Linked DNA regions of Homo sapiens: region 1 is linked to region 2. The links are chromatin loops, found by intact Hi-C in ENCODE. Cell type or tissue: CD4-positive, alpha-beta T cell. All regions are shown on one strand.

What was found. Hi-C counts contacts between places; a loop is a spot of excess contacts. Peaks named below come from ENCODE experiments on the same cell type or tissue, not always from the same donor. Only the 100,000 strongest peaks of a DNase experiment are listed, where the experiment ranks them.
Region 1: it touches region 2 in a loop (2.6-fold over the local background); 1 of 110 quality-filtered maps calls a loop at or near these places.

The regions. Positions count from the first base shown.
Region 1 is chr16:57,140,125-57,144,124 of GRCh38, reverse strand. The region is part of intron 14 of CPNE2 (copine 2); the gene reads right to left. Among named protein-coding and RNA genes, the nearest start is that of PSME3IP1, 44 kb to the left of the region's middle. RefSeq lists a silencer at 2,015-2,194. In CD4-positive, alpha-beta T cell, no CTCF peak of the experiment used is centred here; a DNase peak (open chromatin) is centred at 2,054; H3K27ac peaks cover 1,376 bases.
Region 2 is chr16:57,037,735-57,041,734 of GRCh38, reverse strand. NLRC5 (NLR family CARD domain containing 5) reads right to left here. Exons shown (of 49, transcript NM_001384950.1): 16 at 1,886-1,954; 17 at 1,017-1,085; 18 at 161-250. Among named protein-coding and RNA genes, the nearest start is that of NLRC5, 50 kb to the right of the region's middle. RefSeq lists an enhancer at 2,139-2,338. In CD4-positive, alpha-beta T cell, no CTCF peak of the experiment used is centred here; DNase peaks (open chromatin) are centred at 174 and 2,384; H3K4me3 peaks cover 1,016 bases; H3K27ac peaks cover 3,898 bases.

The DNA of each region.
Region 1 (4,000 bases), 100 kb before region 2:
CCCATCCAGACCCTACCCTTGACAGCCCACCACTGTTCCTGGGCCCCTTCCCTTAGGCGGCCCTCCAACCCCACCTCAATACCATCAGAAACAGTCCAGGGCAACATTTCTGGGACACCTAAGCAGATAGGTAGAAAGACACTAAGAGGCCGGGCAATGAAGAAAGAAAAGAATGCTTGGTCCTGGTCTAATGGGCCACACCTTTCAGTGGGTGGGATCTGTTTCCAAGCCCGTTCCAGCTCAGGCAGGCAGTGCCCACTCCCTCCACACGTGGCCCTCCTGGCTCCCTCGTTTCTATCAGCCCCCGTGCCTAGGAGATGCGTGGGGCTCAGGCCTGGGCCTACCTCTTAGCTGGCAGCCCTCCTCCCTGGGGAGCCTGGGGGCAGACAGGGCCAGGTTCCTGCAGGACTGTGGGCACCAGTGGCCAGAGGAGGTGATACCACACAGTGACAGCACTACACAGACCCTGCCTGTCACCCTCATGCTGACTCCCATTCTAGAGGAGTGGAGCTCAGAGAGGTGATGTAACTTGTTGAGGCCTCACAGCCGGGAACTGGCACAGTCCAGATTGAACCCAGCCTGGCTGACTCCGAAGCTGGGGCTCTTTACATGATGTCCTCCTCCACCGCCCACTGGCACCAGTGGTCTGTCATTGTCTCCAACAGAGGGGCCTGGCAGGGAAAAGCTTTCCTCCCACCCAGCATGCCAGTGTCTGAGGGCCTGAATATCCAGGATAGCAGCCCAGGGTGGGGCCCAGAGCCCTGGTACTGGACTTTAACCCGCACCCCTATGTGCCAATCAACCAGCCACCATGCCCACACACAGGGGCTTGGCCTCAGCAAGTGCCCAGCTGCGCCTGAGGTCAGCAGCCCAGACCTCGGCAGTGGAAGTGCAGCTGACAAGTCCCCGGCTTCCCGCCCAGCCTGGACAAAGCCAGAGTTGTTCAGGAGCCTCAAACGTCTATTACACAGCCCTACCCCCAGGACAGATCAAAGGGGAAGGGGCTGTAGATGGAGAGAACGGAGGGTGGAATCGGGTGCAAGGGGTTGGAAGAGGCTCTGCAGGCTCTGTTGTCCCTGCAGGTGGTCCTGGTTCACCCTGTCCCCAGCATTCCCACCTCCAGAAACAGCCCATCACTGTCAGATTGAATCCAAAAACCCAACTCCCAACAAGGATGAAGCAACTCTTGCCTTTACTCCGAGGTTCTTCAGGTTTCTAGGGCTGTAAACAACTGCTTCCCCTAATGCATTTAACGTTTGATTTGATTTATAAGAAATTGACTTGACCACAACAGTTCCAGGCAGAGTCTAGGGAAGCTGCACTTACTCCCTAGCTCATTTCAGGGAAGTTGGCAGCTGAGGACCCTGCGAGGGGAGCGGGTGGAATTTCCAGGGAGCTGGCTGGGTGCTTCCCAGCTCCCCCTCCACTGGGACACCAGACACCTGGGTGACCAACCAGGAATGGGCCATGAATAGCAAGGCCCAGGTCTCAGGGGCCAAGGCAGAGGGAAAGATGAAGGCCTGAGATAGGAGTCCCCCCAAGGCTCACTCAAACCTGCATAAGACCTTCCAGTGGCTCCCCACCGCCCTCCAGAGAAAACCCAGGTTCCTCAATGGCTTCCGAGGCCCCGCAGGAGCTGGCCTACCTTTCAGCCTCACCTCACCCCACCTCCTCCTCTTTCAACACATTCCTTCCTTCCGATACACCCACACACCAAACCTCCAGGCCTCGGCACGTGCCGTTCCCTCCGCCTGAGACACTCCACGCACACACATCCTTTATGAGGCTAACTCAAGCATCCTCCAAGTTTCAGCTCACATGTCACTTTCCCAAAAAGCCTTTCCTGAGCCCTCCATCTGGGTCGGATGCCACCTCTGTGAGCCCGTGCTTCCATCGCCTCAGGCTTAGTCTCCCTGCCTCCTGCTCCTGGCCTAGGGCTCCTCACTAGACTGCAGGCTCTGGGAGGGCAGAGGCCCTGTGTCACTCATCATGGTCTCCCCAGTGCTACACAGAAGTTGGTTGGTAAAGATGTGTTGAGTGAATGAATGGGAGAGTGCAGCCCTGCCTAGAGAGAGGCTTCCACCACCTGCTCTCAATTTCCTGTACGTGGGTGTGCATCGGTGCACATATGTCTGGGGATGGGGAGGGTGAAGCCACACCAAATATTCTTCCCCAAACTAAAAAACGGCTGACAAAAGCATCAGGGGATAATTCATAAATGACTTCCTTTTGCTTTGGGACTAATTGTGCTTGGCATCACTGAATGCTAGCTCAAGAGGTGTCCCCAAAAGATTCGGCCAGCAGGGAAGCACTTTATGTGTGCCAGGCACTATGCTGAGCAATTTCTATGCCTATCTAGTTCTAGAAGGCAGGGACTGTTTCCATTATCCTCGTCGCACAGATGAGGAAACAAGTTCACAGAGTTTAAGCTACCTGCTCTCGGTCCCACGAAGTCAGGAAGTGGGGGAGCTGGGATTTGAACCTCCCAGAGCTTGAGGCTGAACCACCAGGCAGCCCCACCTCCCCTCCACTGGTGTACCCTGAGGCCAAGGGGATAAGGTAAGGCAGGAGGTAGAGAATGGCCTTATCTGTTCTTGGACATCAGAGTGGGAGAGCCTGATAAGAGGCCCCTTGGCCCCACTCCTGCAGGTTAGAGATGCTCAGACATCCCCTGAGGTCACACAGCCTGGGTGGGTGACAGAGCTTTTCCAGCAGAAAGGAGCCAGGAGGTGGCTGCCTCCCCCAGGCCGGGAGGACCAAGTCGCAGCAAAAGTGGCTGGGATGTCCAGAGGACTAGCACCAGGTGCTTGGGCCTCAAGTCCTTCTGCTTCTTCCCTCTGGGGAGCTCTCCGCAGCTGCTCCCCAGAACACACAAATGCCCTTCCTGGCCTTTCCTGGGGCCCAAACCCCCTCAGACCTGGGTCCAGCAGACACAGACCCACCTCTCCCCAGGACCCTGGTTCCTGCCCAGTCCTGCCCCAGCTCTGCAGGTGCAGCTGTGAAAGGGCCCTGGCGCTAACACTGGGCTGCACGCCCGCTCCCTGCCCCACATTTTTCCCCTTAAACAAACATGCAAGACTTTCTTTTTCTATCCCTTTGAAAGCCTGCTCAGGGTGGACAAGACTGGGTGGGACAATGGCCTGGCACCCGAACAGGAGGGAGTGCAAGGTGAAGCCTGCCTCTTGCTGTGCCCTCTCTAGCCAGTTCTAGCCCAGCAAACCCAGGAATTAAAAAAAAAAAAAAAAAAAAAAAAAAATCCCGGCCGGGTGCCGTGGCTCAGGTCTGTAATCCCAGCACTTTGGGAGGCTGAGGTGGGCAGATCAGTTGAGGTCACAAGTTCAAGACCAGTGCGGCCAACATGGTGAAACTCTGTCTCTACTAAAAATACAAAAATTAGCCCGGCGTGGTGGCAGGTGCTTGTAATCCCAGCTACTCAGGAGGTTGAGTCAGGAGAATTGCTTGAACCCAGGAGGTGAAGATTGCAGTGAGCTGAGACTGTGCCACTGCACTTCAGCCTGGGCAACAGAATGAGACTTTGTCTCAAAAAAAAAATATCCCTCCCAGGCCTTTCCCAGTTACTGCCCATTAAGCCTGCACCCAGGTCCTCACAGCACACTGGGGGTTTACTACGCCCATTTCATAAGAGGAAATGGGTGTGGGTGCAGTGGCTCACACCTGTAATCCCAGCACTTTGGGAGGCTGAGGCGGGCGGATCACCTGAGGACAGGGGTTTGAGACAGGCCTGGCCAACATGGTGGAACCCTATCTCTACTAAAAATACAAAAAATTAACCAGGCGTGGTGGTGGGCACCTGTAATCCCAGCTACTTGGGATGCTGAGACAGGAGAATCGCTTGAACCCAGGAGGCGGAGGTTGCAGTGAGCCAAGATTGCACCATTGCACTCCAGCCTGGGCAACAAGAGTGAAACTCTGTCTCAAAAAACAAAAAGAGGAAATGGGTTTAGAGCAGGAAACATTCCATTCCATAAGAAGAAACATG
Region 2 (4,000 bases):
GGGAGGAAGAGTCACAACTTTCACCAGATTCTCCAAGGGGTTTCTGACTTCAGCAGGGAAAGAACAGTTGATCTAAATCTTAAAAACCAAACCCAAACACCAACACTAACTCACTGTAATTGGCCCCACCCACCCACCTTCCAACACACAAACCACTCACTCGAGGTGGAGGTGACCGAGGTGGCAGCTTCCTCCCAGAGCCTTGCAGAGCTGCTCTAGGTGCTTTTCTTGGAGGCCACAATGTGTCAGCCTGCCCAGGGACAAAAACACAGTGCTGCATGCCCCACTGAACAGAGGCGGGAAGGAGCCGCTTTCCCACCCCCCAGACACAGAGGCAGAGAATGAGGCTTGCAGGAGAGGAGGGACTGGGATGTATCTGGCACCTAGACAGACGGACAAAGAGGGACCAACACACACGACACCCACAGGATGTCACATATAGGCAGAGGGTGGGCAGAGACACAGATGGAAGGAAACCAAGGCACAGAGACCTCAGAGAGAGAGAGCAGATCAGAGGAAGACAGATAAGACTGAAATAACAGTTAAATAAACTGATAAAACAGAAATACACGATGAGAGAGGGAAGAAATGAGAGAAACAGGCAGAGGGACAGAGGGAGATTAGGACAGACAAAGACCAAGAGAGAAGGGGGGAAGAGTGCTGATGGGAGCCCCCAGGCCCAGGCACCAGGATCATGACAGAAGGAGCCCAGTGCTCCCCTTCACCTCTTTTCAGAGTCTCCACAACCCCTCAGCTGCTGGGGGTCAGGGAGCTAAGGGGAGTGGGGTCTCCTGGGCTTGGGAAGGTGGTTGACGGGGCTGCCTTGTGAGCCCTGTCTGGGGTGGGCTGGGCAGGGGAGGTAGGAGGTAGGGAAGCCAGGCCATGACCCCTGGACACAGCAGGTCAGGTGTCCTTCAGGGAGCATGTGGGGCCTGGGCACAGGTTTGGGAGCAGGCTCTGAGCAGGGGAAGGGAGGGGGCTGGAATCACACACAGGGCTGGAGGCCATCACTGTACCTCATCCTTCGGGAGCTCAGAGGCAGCTCAGAGGGCATCTGGAGCATGAGGCTGTCAAGAAATGCAGCCCTGGAGGGACATCACCAAGGCCAGGCTGAGCAAAGGCCATGTCCGCCATCTCCAGAATCCATCCTCAGCCTGGCCTTCCACCATCGAGCCCTATCCTCCACCTAGAGTCAATCAGACCTTGGTGCCAATTTGGCTTCTCCACTTCCTGGTTGTGTGACCCTGGACAAATCACAGCCTCTCAATGGGAGACTGTATGTGAACTGCCTTAGTTTGGTGCTTGGTGCATACATGGCAAGTACTCAATTGACCTTGACTGCTATTATCATTAATCTCATCCTCCTCCTCATCTGTGCTTCAGAGATGTCAGCCCCAGCTGGAATCGAGCCTTCAGTAGTCCAGACTCTACAGAAGAGATTGTGGGTGGGCTCCGGGAGCAAAGAGCTGAGTCTCTACCCATGCGCTAGGCTGGGGCAATCCAGGACCCTAATGGGTCCTTGTGTGAAAGGGATACAGAAGTTCCGACCAGGACCAGAGCTACAGGCCAGGCAATCCCCTGGGTTTAAGCTGGAGGGCTCTAGTCTCCCGGAATCCCCCTCTGGCTACCCAACTCCTGCCCTGGCCTGCTGTCTATATCCTACACACTGGGGCTCCTTTCAGGCACCATGAGAGGCGGAGGTGGTCTGGATTTGGACCCTCCCCCTTTGGGGCTGCATCCTTTGCCAAGCCTGCTCACTTCCCGCTCTTCCGTGAATTTGTCCAGGTCACCCTGGCAGTTGACTGACTGGCACTGCCCAGCTGTGGAGGGTAGAGAGGGGAATGTCCCTGACTGAGCATGGAGTTGGGGTGAAATCGGGCCCTACCTCTCCTGGGGCCCCTTCTGCTCCTCTGGCTCCTGGGCAAACATGAAGATCACAGTTTTGTGCTGCAGGCTGTGAAGACAAAAGAGGGGTGAGGAAGCGAGAGGTTATTGGCTCCCTGTTACTATTTCTTTTTGAGAGAAGGTCTCAGTCTGTTGCCCAAGCTGGTGTGCAGTGGTGCAATCATGGCTCACTGAAGCCTCCACCTCCTGGGCTCAAGCAATCCTCCCACTTCAGCCTCCTGAGTAGCTGGGATTACAGGCTTGTGCCATCAGGCCCAGCTAATTAAAAAAAAAAGTATGTAGAGACAGTCTATGTTGTCTACTCTGGTCTCGAACTTCTGGGCTCAGGTGATCCTCCCACCTTTGCTTCCCAAAGTGCTGGGATGATAGGTGTGAGCCACCGTGCCCGGCCTGTCACTTTTTACCCCTGGCCCGGGAGGACCTCTCAAGTTCCATCCCCCTGCCTCCAGCTGCAGCCACTTCCTCTGACTCCCCTCTGACTTCCTCTGAGCTTTTGGAGGGCTGAAATCTTTCTACCACAGATATTTCACAAATGTATCTATTGCCTAAGTAAGCCCCATTTCCTGGCAAGTCTTAAAAGAAAACAAATTCTGTGTTCTCTCTTTTAGCCCCAGACTGAAACCCCTCTCTCTGCTAGTCAGTGTTCTGTCTGTGCTCAAAGTATGTGTGGATTACCCCTGGTAACCTTTGGAGTGAGTCCTTCAAACCTTCCATTTTCTAGTGCAATAATTTTTGTTTTACAAACATGGGATTAAACTATAGATTCTCTTTTTAAACATTAGTTTTTTAAGGGCTAGAAGCAGGGATGACAAATAATTATTAATACTTGATCATTATTGATGGGAACAGATTATATATACCATGCTCTCTCTTTTTTTTTTTTTTTTTTTAATTTGAGACAGAGTCTTGCTCTGTCTCCCAGGCTGGAGTGCAGTGGCATGATCTCGGCTCACTGCAACCTCCGCCTCCCAGGTTCCAGCGATTCTCCTGCCTCAGCCTCCTGAGTAGCTGGAATTACAGGTGCACGCCACCATGCCCAGCTAGTTTTTGTATTTTTAGTAGAGACGGGGTTTCATCCTATTGGCCAGGCTGGTCTTGAACTCCTGACCTCAGGTGATCCCCCTGCCTCAGCCTCCCAAAGTGCTGGGTTTACAGCATGAGCCACAGCACCTGGCCCAGATTATACCATTCTTTCTGCCATTGCATATCTTGAAAAGCTTTATTATAATCTTTTATAATCTTTTAAGATAATGAGTTAAAATTTTTATGTTTGGCCTGGTGCAGTGGTTCATACCTATAATCCTTGCTCTTTGGGAGGCCAGGGCAGGAGGATCACATGAGCTCGGGAGTTTGAGAACAGCCTGGTCAATATAGCAAGACCCTCTCTCTACTAAAAATAAAAAAAATTGCCAGGCATAGTGACTCATGACTGTAATCCCAGCACTTTGGGAGACTAAGAGAGATGGATTGCTGAGCCCAGGATTTGGAGGTTACAGTGAGCTGTGATTGTGTCACTGTACTCCAGCCTTGGTAACAGAGCAAGATCCTGTCTCTAAAGAAATTTCTTTATGTTTACTTAATAACTCCCCGTCACCCCTCCATATTGAAACTGCACCTATATTATCATTTTTTTTTCTATGGTTCCACTGAGTTCTCTCTGGAAGTAACTTAGTCTAACTAATATCCCTCGGTTAAACATTCCAGCTATTTTCTTTTTTTTTCCTATTATAACCAATACTGAGGTGAACATCCCTACAGCTAAATGTGTTTGCACAATCGTGATAATTTATTTAGTATAAGTTCCTGGAAGTGAACAGGGCATCGCTTGGAATGCACTAGGGACCCTTTATTGAATCATCATATACAGTGAACCAAGGTCCCCTAATCTACCTTTTGGGTGAATCGGTTTCCCTCTCCTCCCTTGAGGGGTGTTTAAAGCAGGGACCACCCTACTGGGTTGAGAATGAGGCTTTCCTCCGAGTGGGAACTGAGTTGACATTAATCATCATCTGTCCTCACCTCCCCATACTCAACGGCGAGACTTACAGAAATAGGATTGGGTTCCCTAGTGGCAGAGCCTGGGTCTGTGAGTGGG